Regions from separate parts of the Mus musculus genome. Here region 1 is linked to region 2. Evidence: chromatin loops called from intact Hi-C (ENCODE). Cell type or tissue: heart. All regions are shown on one strand. Links, peaks and the distances in the headings refer to the core of each region. The heading gives the core; the rest is flanking DNA.

Region 1 (2,914 bases), core at 121-2,620, 480 kb before region 2:
ATTGTTGTGCCGATGTTCTCTATGGAATCTTCTGCACCTGAGATTCTCTCTTCCATCTCTTGTATTCTGTTGCTGATGCTCAAATCTATGGTTCCAGATTTCTTTCCTAGGGTTTCTATCTCCAGTGTTGCCTCACTTTGAGTTTTCTTTATTGTGTCTACTTCCCTTTTTAGGTCTAGTATGGTTTTGTTCATTTCCATCACCTGTTTGTATGTTTTTTCCTCTTTTTCTGTAAGGACTTCTACCTGTTTGATTGTGTTTTCCTGTTTTTCTCTAAGGACTTGTAACTCTTTAGCAATGTTCTCCTGTATTTCTTTAAGTGATTTATTAAAGTCCTTCTTGATGTCCTCTACCATCATCATGAGATATGCTTTTAAATCTAGGTCTAGGTTTTCAGGTGTGTTGGGGTGTCCTGGACTGGACGAAGTGGGAGTGCTGGGTTCTGATGATGGTGAGTGGTCTTGGTTCCTGTTAGTAAGATTCCTACGTTTACCTTTCACCATCTGGTAATCTCTGGAGTTAGTAGTTATAGTTGACTCTGTTTAGAGATTGTTCTTCTGGTGATTCTGTTACCGTCTCTCAGCAGACCTGGGAGACAGATTCTCTCCTCTGAGTTTCAGTGTTCAGAGCACTCTCTGCTGGAAAGCTCTCTTACAGGGAAGGTGCACAGATATCTTGTTTTTGGACCTCCTCCTGGCCGAAGAAGAAGGCCCAAAACAGGGCCTTTCTCAGAAGCTGTGTTGCTTTGGCAGTTCCCAGAAGCTGTCAGCTTCTGTGTGCACCTGAATTCTTGACATTTGCTTCTTGTGTGCTAGCTGAGCTAGCTCCAATGCATTTGAGACCTGCAGGTGACCTAAGTTGTTCTTTTGTCTGTTTGCTAAGAATGAAAAATCAAAGGAGATACTCAAATAGGGAACAAAGATAATGAATCGCTTTCATATTTGCTGGGGGCAGGGCTTGTGTAACCCCCACATGCTGCATCTTTACTGATGTGTCCTAGAAGCAGTGGTAAGTGACATTCAGGTCAGAGCATCACAAAGATATACTCACATTCATTTCAAACAATATAAGTCATCGTGAGTACAAGGCAAGGCAAAGCCTAGGTACCAATGCTATACCTCCCCCGTTTCATAATCCTGATTGAGGCTATTTAATTTCAAATATAACCAAAACTAAGTAAATCAAGGCGTACTTCTATTTAGCAATCACATCACACCTAGGACTTTAAATATATATCAGTAAGAATAAATTGTTCTCCACCTGGATTTTTTTCTTTCGGTGCTTTTAAAAGTTAGACAAGAGCATAGTATTATAAAACTAAAATTATTCATTTTTAAACTAACAGTAGAAGTGTCTAGTAATCAAGATCCATGAGTAAGGAAGTGTCGACACAAAGGGCAGAATAAAGTCCTAACTTAGAGATGAGTTTCTTTAAAAAGCACCATAGGATCCACGCTTCAATTTCATGAACTGTTTTCTCTTGGCCACTAGAGGGCGAACTTTCCCTTCTCTAGAAATTGTGCCGTGCTTGCATCCCTTCAAAGGTTGAGAGGTGGTTTTGTAATTACTTGTTTTGTTTTGTCTTGTTATGTTTTTAAACGACTTGTTTCCAGAAAACCTGCAAAACAATCAACAATATTCAATTAGAATGTTAGGAGTTTTCCAGAGTCAGTATTACAAAGTATAGGCCAATGTCCAACCGATAATCAAGACAGCATCCACCCTGCCCATCTACCTGGGATTAATGTTTTGAACTCCACACATTTATAATGTGCACTAGGAATTGTCCCTGCATGCTCATGGAGTCTCTGCCACATCTCAGCCTGTTTTGAAAGGGAAGACGTTGACATTGCTATAGCTGTCAGGAACCATCTTAAAGTCAAATGGGTTTAAGTCAAGAGACTGAAGCGAGGCGTGATTTAAACCAATTTCTTTCTTCCAACTTCAGCTCATTGAACACCCCACAGTGCTCTGTAGCCTTTCGTCAAAGAACTTGAGACATCCCCGGGCAAAAGCCTGGCTAGACATTCTTAAACGAACAAACTCGACTCCGGCTGTCCCTATGCTATCCGAGCTAATGAGCAGAACCCTTCCATGACATCCGTTTCTCTCCTCCAGCTATGATTAAATCATTGACTTAAAATATAATTACAAGTATGACACATCTATGAATATTATGCCCCTGGGAAAATATTATAGGATACACAGTAATTTATTTACTCTTATTAAGAGAAAGATTGAGAAGGAAGCTCTTCAAGTTACAATCTAAATTAAGAGAAAATATAAATTAGAATGTGATTATTGAAGTCACCAAGGAACTCCTGCTTTCAAAGGCTTCCCCTCCAGGGCTCCTTTGAACCGAGAGCTGCCCAGCTGTACGTTAAATGATCCCACTTACTGGAGGAGGCTCAATTTACATGGAAATGCCCAGAAACTGAGCTGTTCCACAGAGGGAGCTGCGTCTGCAGTGTACTTTACATTGGCAAGAAAAATTGAAGCTTGTGAAGAATACCACACACAAGAGCGGCCTGTCTGCAGCCAGAAGTGGCCCCACCCCCTCACCTGTCAATCTTTCCCCAGAAGTCCAAGTTGCAAACCTGAGACTACATCATCCTCACATGCACATCATCTGTCCTAGTGTAAATGGTCCCTCGTCTCCATGCTGAGAGTGGAGGGGCGAACACTGCCTGGAGTTGATTAAAGACACATTCTGTCCCCTCCTGAAGTTTAAGCTCCCTGTGTGTAAGTGACCCTTCTCCAGCAAAATACAAGCACCACCACCCACACTGGTGAGGAGCAGCAGGTGTGAGGATCTGGTCACAGGCTTCTTGCTTGCTCTCTGGCAAAGGCCCAGGTGGATGTTAGGCAGTGAGCTTGGGTCCTGGCTCTTCTCCTTCCTTTGTGGAACAGGTGG
Region 2 (2,914 bases), core at 239-2,738:
AAGAATGGATGAGCTTCGTCCTCTGGAAGCCCTCACACACTGCCTCATCCCTGTGACTTTACCTTTCGTCATTGCTTGGCTACTTTGTATAAATGTCTTCAGTTATTCACCCTCTAGACAAAATCAGGGACTCCCTCTCAGTCTTCCCACTCCTTCTTACCTCTTTCTTGGCAAGATTTTTCAGTTAAGAACTTTAAGATGTTTAGACCTGAAGAATTTTAGCACAAGAAAAGCTGCAGCCTATTTGGAGAGAATAAGCGGGTTAACTGTAGCTCCTGTTAGCCCTAGAATGGTCCTCCTTATCTCCTTAGAGCTAAGAAGGTGTGCAGGACACCCACAGCAGAGACCTCCTTCCCTGGGCTCAGCACTTCGGAATAAGCACCAGATGCAATGACATCCCGAAGGGTTCGAGTAAGTGGTAGTCATTGGTCATTTGAGGGATGGTGTCAGTAAGCCAGTGCTTCACTATATGCTCGTACTGGACAAATCACCCTCTGACCCCCAAAAGAGCTAAGGCTCCAACTTTTGCATTCAGTGTAAACACCAAAGCCAAAATTTTCTCTGATTTTGAGTATGTCCCATGGTCTATGGTTGGAATGATGTTCTTTGGTACTGAATGTAGTGTTTTAATTCCTGAAGAATAATTCTTGGACTGGGCATGGTTTTAATCCTAGAATCAGAGGCAGGTAGATCTCTGAGTTTAAGGCCAGCCTGGTCTACAGAGTGAGTTTCAGGACAGCCAGGGCTACACAGAGAAACCCTGTCTTGAAAAACAAACAAAAAGAATAATTCTTAACAAAATGCCCATTTTTAACTTGACAATTCTTCTCTTCTTCGTCATAGTTAAGAACAGGAATGCAAAGGCCTAGCACTTGCCAGGTTTTGCTGACAGTATTTCAGCTCCGTGGCTGGGGAGCCTGGAGCCCTGGTTTACAGGTGTGCTTGCCTAGGCCAGCCTCCAGTTGTGCATGGCTGTTTCTGTTGTTTCTCCCCCAACCCCCAAGCTACCAAACTAGAGCTTGTAATGCTGGCTTATATTCACACAGGTGATTTTAGTTGGTTTGTCTGAAGCCTAATGACAAAAGGCTCAGCTTCTTCTACGTGTATCTGCAACAGAAGGGCTGTATGTATTGTCACAGCGGTGGATGTGGTGATTAGGAAGTTTAAGGCCCAACAACATGGAAGTTGACAACTGAGTGAATGCATTCGAGGCTGTGTTTACATAATTTAGATGGAGGATGAATATATTAGCCACACAACATTAAACAGTGTCCTAAGAATTTGTCATGACTGGTCACTCTTGGATGGACTTGATACAAGAAAAGGGAGGGAGAAAGTATTCACTGTAGATGCCAAGTTTAGTTTTGGATTCCTACAGTACTGATTTTAAATGCTATGGCTTGATCACATTTTGCCTTTGGTGAGCCTTCTCAATTCACCAAACTCACTTCTTACAGAGCAGCACCGGCATCCTAGTAAAGTCTCTCTTGGGTCTCTTTTCAAAACACTTTGTCAGTTTCTCTCTGGAGAGAGAGTGCCCCCTGCTGGCTTAGCTTGTCTTAGTCCAGAGGCCCTCTTGCACTGGGCTGGCCTGGTCACCAGAATGTGTCCCTGTTAAGTCTAGGCCTGTCCTATGCGGACACCAAAGCTTTTAGCTTCCTCTGGGAATCAGGAAGAATAACACATCCTTTTCTCATCTTGCTACTACTCTGGGCCAAGTCATCAATGTAGAACCGGCCTTCCAAGCCGCTGTCCATTTTGCTCAGACCTGTACCTTATGCTGGAAAAAGACATAGGCAAGACCCTTAACCTAATACCTTTCATGATAGCCACTAAAACCACTTGACACTGTGCCTGGTAACTTGGGTTTTCTTGCCGAAATACACAACTCATCTTCCCAGGATAATCACAGCATGTGGTATTTCAGACCACGTGTTTCAGGTTTCTATTTTGGAAGCTTTCAACTGTCTTGCTTATGCAGTGTATGTAAATTTATTCTTTTTTAAAATAAAATCTTTTTGTTTGAGTATGATTATTAAATGCTTTAAAATCTAATGTTTTGTTTCTGTGGATTTTTTTCTTCCTTTTTTTTCTTTTTCGAGACAAGGTCTCAGTCTGGGACCCAGGTTAGCCTTAGAGAACTAGAATGTTTTCGTAGATAAATGGCTGAGGTGTTTAAACACTCCTCGCACCCCCTCCACCCCAGTCAAGCTTGCCCAACTGTATGTGATGCTTTGTCTGGCTTTAAGCACCTTGATTCGCAATTCAAAGAAGATTGTTCTTAGATTCCCCAGTTATGTACAGGGTTAAGTGAGGCCACATTTATACTAAGAACTGTGTATACTGTCACTCGTGCGCTGGGCACCTAAGGGATGTCAAAGCTCTAGCCTTTTCTGTGGAGTTCTCCCAGGTCAGTGAAGACACAGGTTCATAAAATTTTAAGTCAGAGCTGAACCGCCAAGGCTGTGTGGAAAAGACCAGGCCATGGGAGGCAGCAGGACAAGTATCAATTTGGACATGAGAACAAGAGCAAGTGCAGTCTTTATAGAGGGCATTGCAGAAGCCAGGCTTGGAGGGGAGACCAGGTTGCCCAGGCAGTGGGGTGAGAAGGTACAAGAAGATACTCGGAATCTAGGGACCAGCTGGACAGAGGCACTGCCCGGGCTCTTACAGGGAAAAGCCAGAACAAACCTGCATGGTCACCATGTGAGAACTGGGTGATAGGTATGGTGTTCTCACAGGCTCCTGCCATCCTGATTCAAGTGTTTCAGTGTGCCCTGGATACCTTCACCCTTGCACCTCTGAACTGCCCGCTGCCGGGTTCCCTAGTTAGAAAACATGAACCTGTGCACACCACGATCCTTAGGCTTCTCCGATCCAGTCCTCAGACAACGCTTGTAAACTCTTTCACTGT

Evidence for each region. A loop is a pair of places that touch in the nucleus more often than their neighbours do. Peaks named below come from ENCODE experiments on the same cell type or tissue, not always from the same donor. Only the 100,000 strongest peaks of a DNase experiment are listed, where the experiment ranks them.
Region 1: it touches region 2 in a loop (12-fold over the local background); 5 of 42 quality-filtered maps call a loop at or near these places.

The regions. Positions count from the first base shown.
Region 1 is chr1:77,941,800-77,944,713 of GRCm38, forward strand. No RefSeq gene overlaps it. Among named protein-coding and RNA genes, the nearest start is that of Gm26263, 45 kb to the left of the region's middle. In heart, for the core only: a CTCF peak has its summit at 1,488 (motif pointing right); no DNase peak of the experiment used is centred there; H3K27me3 peaks cover 177 bases.
Region 2 is chr1:78,418,235-78,421,148 of GRCm38, forward strand. It overlaps Sgpp2 (sphingosine-1-phosphate phosphatase 2), which reads left to right. Exons shown (of 5, transcript NM_001004173.2): 5 at 1-2,052. It also overlaps a transcript of Farsb not described here. Among named protein-coding and RNA genes, the nearest start is that of Gm51634, 63 kb to the left of the region's middle. In heart, for the core only: a CTCF peak has its summit at 1,551 (motif pointing left); no DNase peak of the experiment used is centred there.